Linked DNA regions of Mus musculus: region 2 is linked to region 1. The links are chromatin loops, found by intact Hi-C in ENCODE. Cell type or tissue: heart. All regions are shown on one strand. Region 1 overlaps Ank3 (ankyrin 3, epithelial). Region 2 overlaps Ccdc6 (coiled-coil domain containing 6).

Region 1 (2,500 bases):
TGCTGGGAAATGTAGTTTTCAGTTGGGCACGGTTTTCTTTCAATAAAAGGAATACATACATCATCTACCATTTTCACCCCCGCAAGTGCAAGTTCAGATTCTGAATGCCAGTAGACAGAGTTTCATAGGGTGCCATTAACACCCCAGCTGCTCCCTCTATGCACACCCTTCTTCTTCACCCCCTTTTCAAAATCGCTGGTACCTTATACACTTCCTAGAAACATGATGCGCGACTTTAGGTGACTGGGATGCTAAAAAGTACATATGCTAAGGGATAATGGGATGCTAAGATCTATTTTTTACCTAATCTGCCTCCAGAGACAGGAAGCTATGCTAGAAAGAAGCCTGGCTTGGTTGCTGGCAGAATTGAGAGGCTAATTAGAAAGCAACACTTGAGCCTGTAGTAACTGGTCATACTTCTTACTTTACGTATCTGTGGGGTGGGGGCATGGTGGGGGACTATCAGTAGGGTTTTAAATACCATCTATTGCTTTTGATAATTGTTTGTAGTGTGACTCGCATAGGTTCACGTGACAGATATCGTCTTCAGCAAGAATCTCGGGAAGTGAGATTTGAGAGATGGTGTAGCAGTCAGGAGTATCTTGTACTCTTGCAGAGGACCTGGGCTCAATTCCCAGGACCCACATAATAGCTAACAACCATCTACAACTCCAGTTTCAGGGATCAATGCTCTTTTCTGCCCTCTGGGCACACAAGGCACATACATGGTACCCATACATGCAGGGAGACACTGATACACATAAAATAAAAACAAATACTTTGTTTTAGAGTGTGAGGCAGTAAAGATGTAAGATCATGCTTTGATTGGGCTGCAGAGATGCCTCAGTGGTTCAAAGTATACTGCTCTTACAGAGGCCAGAGTTTGGGTCCCAGCAACCACACCAGGAAGCTCAAAGCCCTCATAACTCAAGATCCAACAGATTTAAGAACAGCTTCTGGTCTTTGTGGGCACCTGCGCTCACACATACACATAATTAAAATATTTTTTGAGAAGATAAAAACACTTTAAAGGATTATTCTATAATTGGCTCTCCCTGGTTGGTTTATCAAATTAGTACATCTTCCTTGAGGAGAGATAGGAACCAAGCACACTTTTGCTTTCCTGAAAACAGAGTTTAGGAAGCTCCAGATAAATTCCTTGCCTCTTATTGAAAGGATTTCCTCGGAGTCTCTGAAATAATCTTGGTTCTCTTACCTTAGACTATAATTTGTCCCTCCGATGGAACCAGGATAAGCTTTAAAAGCTGTGAGTCTCAATCTGTGGATAGCGACCCCTGGTGGTCGCACATCAGATATCCTACACGTGAGATATTTATATTATGATTCCTAACAGTAGCAAAATTACAGCCACGAAGTAGCAGTGAAAATAATTTTATGGTTTTTGGGGGGGGGGGGTGTCACAACATGAGTAACAGTATCACAGGGTCTTAGTCTTGGGATAGTTGAGAACCATAAAGAATAATGTGTATCTTGTCTGGCATGACACACATTGTAGAGATGCTAGAGCATTTTAAATGGTTCCTTAGGGCCTAGAATTTGTGGGATACGTTAGAAGACAGCAGATTGTCACGTCTGAGAGGATAGCAAACCCTTTCCTGGTTGGGGACGGGAAGTGACTAACACATGGTCTTTTTCTTTTTTTTTTTCTTTTTTTTTTGTTTCCTTCTCTTCTCTCTCTTTCATTGATGCCTTTTGTTTTTGAGACGGGTCTCACCATGTAGCCCAGGCAGGCCTTGTCTTTCCAAATGCTGCACTTACACACGTGCAACGCCACACCTGGGCTCAGCTGAATAGTCCTTTATAAATGTAAAAAACAAAGACGATTCCTGGTAAGGACTTCTCTCATCTTTACCACCCACACTGTTAGAGTTAGGCATGTTGACTAATCCTGCTTCCTCTTTTTATGCTGCTTTGTGAACTTTCTCTTTTATGGAGGGATTGGTAGGTAGTGAACTGTCTCTTGCCCTCATGTCTTACACTGTAGCCTTGGGCCAAGTCCAGTGCTCCTCTGAACTACAGAGGCCTAAGTCCCTGAAGGGTGTGTCGGAGCATTTGGTCAGAGGGCCAAACGTTTCTCAGGGTAAGCTGGTGTTTCTACATGGCAATAGGTCAAGACTAAAAATAGGATTATAAAACCTCCTTCTGCCCTGACTTGGCGAGTCGGAGGAGTCTAGAGGTGACATTTCCACTCTTCACTTCCACTCGCTATGGTCAAGTTCGTGTCCGTATCACAGTGCAATCTTGACTTTCTTGTAGATGATAAAGTCCCAGAAGCACTTTCTCAGGTCAGACACTCAAGTCTTCCGAGGTCCAACTCATTAACAGGAGTCTCTGTCTATAGCAGAATATCAGGACCATCTGAGGGAAGGGTGGCTGAATATTCCGAGAGCATTGGAGCATCTAATTCTGACTGCAGAGTCTCCTTTCTTCCTTTAATCGATGCGTGCCTGTCACTTTGAAACACGCTATGAGGAGATAG
Region 2 (2,500 bases), 300 kb after region 1:
CGTTCCCGGATTGATTGGCTTTAGGGTCAGGCCTGGGGTTAGAGTTAGGGTCATAGGGTTTGATGTTCACCGTTGAGAATTGCTGGCCTAGAGCAGCAGAAGTTGGGGAGGGGCAGCAATAGAGAGTCTGAAGAGTCTTGGTAGCTAACATGATCTAAAAAAAAAATTTTTTTTTTTTTAAATTAGCCTAGTTAATAGGCTGGAGTTTTTTGTTTCATGAAAGGAACTTCTTTTTTTTAATTATTATTTTATATTTTTAATGTGTGTGAATGAATACTTTGCATGCACGTATGTATGTCTGTGTGTCACATGTATACCTGATTCGTTCAGAGGACAGAAAGAGGTACTTAGGTCCCCTGGAACTAGACTATACACCCCTGTGTGAGCGCTGGGTCTCAGTCCTACATGAGCAATGAATGCTCTGCTGAGCCTCTCTCCAGCCCCAAAAGCCATCTCTTGAACCCTCTTTAAAGCTAAGGCATCGTTTTCTTACAAATGCATCTTGGGTTTTCAGGAGTGAGATGTGTGTGCGATTTTTCGTTTTGCTTTTGCTTGGTGGTGGGGTTCAAAGCCAGACCTTGTGCAGGTCAGTAGACAACCCTTCCACCCCCACTACCCCCAGCCTTAACCTCACTTTCCTCACAAGTAGGCAGGGACCCTGCTCCTGGACTGTTATTTAAAGACAAGCTCTCCAATCTCAGCTAATCAATAAACAGCACGTTAAATCACCACCTTGGTATTAGAGACTATCAGAGCCCCGCTTTATAAACTCAAGTCAAAAAAAAATCAATTGGGAATGAGAAATGTATCACACATAAAGCGCCACTGACGTAATCAAGTCGGGAGATAAGTCCTCAGCATTTGCTGAGAGGCCACAGGAAAGTCCTCTAAGGAGGTACTTACTCGGTATATCTTTATGGAAACGGACAGCAAAGCTTCCGTACAATTCGAGGCAACAATAAATGGTCAGTACGGCTTGGCCACTTGCCACCTGCAGGTCCTTAAAAGAAGATGACTCTGGTCCCTTTCCAACCAAGCCTTTTTCTATTAGTTTTCACTTCAGCCACTTTTATAGCGCTGTATTAGTTAATACTGTGACCAAACTCCTGACCGGAAGCAATCTAAGGGAAGGGCAGAGAGTGGCCTACAGCTTGTCTTGTACGGGTGACAGGAGCGGGGGACCTAAGGCAGCTGCTCACATTAAAGTGAGGCCCAACTGTGAAACCTCTATCACTTCTGAGACCCACCCTACCCCTTAAGGGTTCCACAGCTTTCCCAAACAGCACCATCTGCTGGAGACTGAGATTCAAGCACCCGAACCTGTGGTCACGGTGGAGGGTGCACTTGCACACGGAAGCATGGCCAGAGCCTACCTGTCCTTGCGGTTTTTTCAGTTAGATGCTAGGAGGCCAAGACGTAAGGCGCTGGGTTCATGCACTGTAAGTGTTGCCCAGACCAGTGCAGCCTTCACTTCTGAGTATTTCAAGTATGGGTCGTTGGACTCTACCCTGGGCCTGTGATGTGTGTGCATGGCTCTGTGTGTGTGTGTGTGTGTGTGTGTGTGTGTGTGTGTGTGTGTGTGTGTGTAGAGGTGTACATGTGTGGGCGGGTACACATGTACTTGGAAGCTAGAAGACTGCCTCAAGCATTCCTCAGGAGTGAGCCATCCAACTTGTGTTTTGAAACAGTGTCTCCCGTTGGCCTGCAATTTGCCAATCCAGCTAGGCTTGCTGACTAGCAAGTCCCAGGGATCGTTCCTGGCACGGTCAATGGTTGATGGGCTAAAGCTCACGTCCTCCTCGTGCACGTGCAGGAAGAACTTCACTGACTGATAGGTGCTGCTGCAAGGCACCATGGGAATGAGGCTGGCTTCCTACAGGAAACCTGCCAAACATGACAGTGGGCAGAGGGTTGACTGCCCTTAACTCTTGGCTCCTTTCAGAGAACCTTGGCCTGTGTGGGGCTTTTGTATCCTATATTGGATTAGGTTACAAAGTTTGCATGCACACACATACTTACAACATAAGGTACATGCATGTGCACACATGGACACAGGTATACATACAGACACATATGCACGTACAGACACAGATGTGCATACAGACACAGGTGCATACAGACATATGCATGCACGAACACACAGACACGTGTGTACACACACAGCAGTTAACGTCGTTTACACACTGCAGGTTTTACCCACTGTCGAGCACAAATATTCTTTTCAGCCCTATAGTCCATTTGACGCTTGTGTCTGGTGTCACATAAAAGGGTTTGGTTGGTTTGTTTTTGCGTGTGGATTTGCAGTTTTCCAAACACCATTGAAGAGAGACCATTCTTGTCTCTCCTCATCTCTCATCAGCAGTGTTGAAGGGTTTTCCGATGAAATATGACCAGGTTCACATCCTAGCTTCCTGTTTTGCTTTGCTTTTTAGCTGTCCTCGGCTCCCCCAGTGCATGATGGATATTTTTATGCCCCTCGATACCCAACATGCCACTGAGT

The links. Peaks named below come from ENCODE experiments on the same cell type or tissue, not always from the same donor. Only the 100,000 strongest peaks of a DNase experiment are listed, where the experiment ranks them.
Region 2: it touches region 1 in a loop (3-fold over the local background); 3 of 42 quality-filtered maps call a loop at or near these places.

Annotation. Positions count from the first base shown.
Region 1 is chr10:69,888,687-69,891,186 of GRCm38, forward strand. The region is part of intron 16 of Ank3 (ankyrin 3, epithelial); the gene reads left to right. Among named protein-coding and RNA genes, the nearest start is that of Gm33416, 24 kb to the left of the region's middle. In heart, CTCF peaks have their summits at 1,300 (motif pointing left) and 1,500; no DNase peak of the experiment used is centred here; H3K27ac peaks cover 341 bases.
Region 2 is chr10:70,185,047-70,187,546 of GRCm38, forward strand. All of the region lies in intron 7 of Ccdc6 (coiled-coil domain containing 6), which reads left to right. Among named protein-coding and RNA genes, the nearest start is that of Mrln, 18 kb to the right of the region's middle. In heart, a CTCF peak has its summit at 1,294 (motif pointing left); a DNase peak (open chromatin) is centred at 1,755.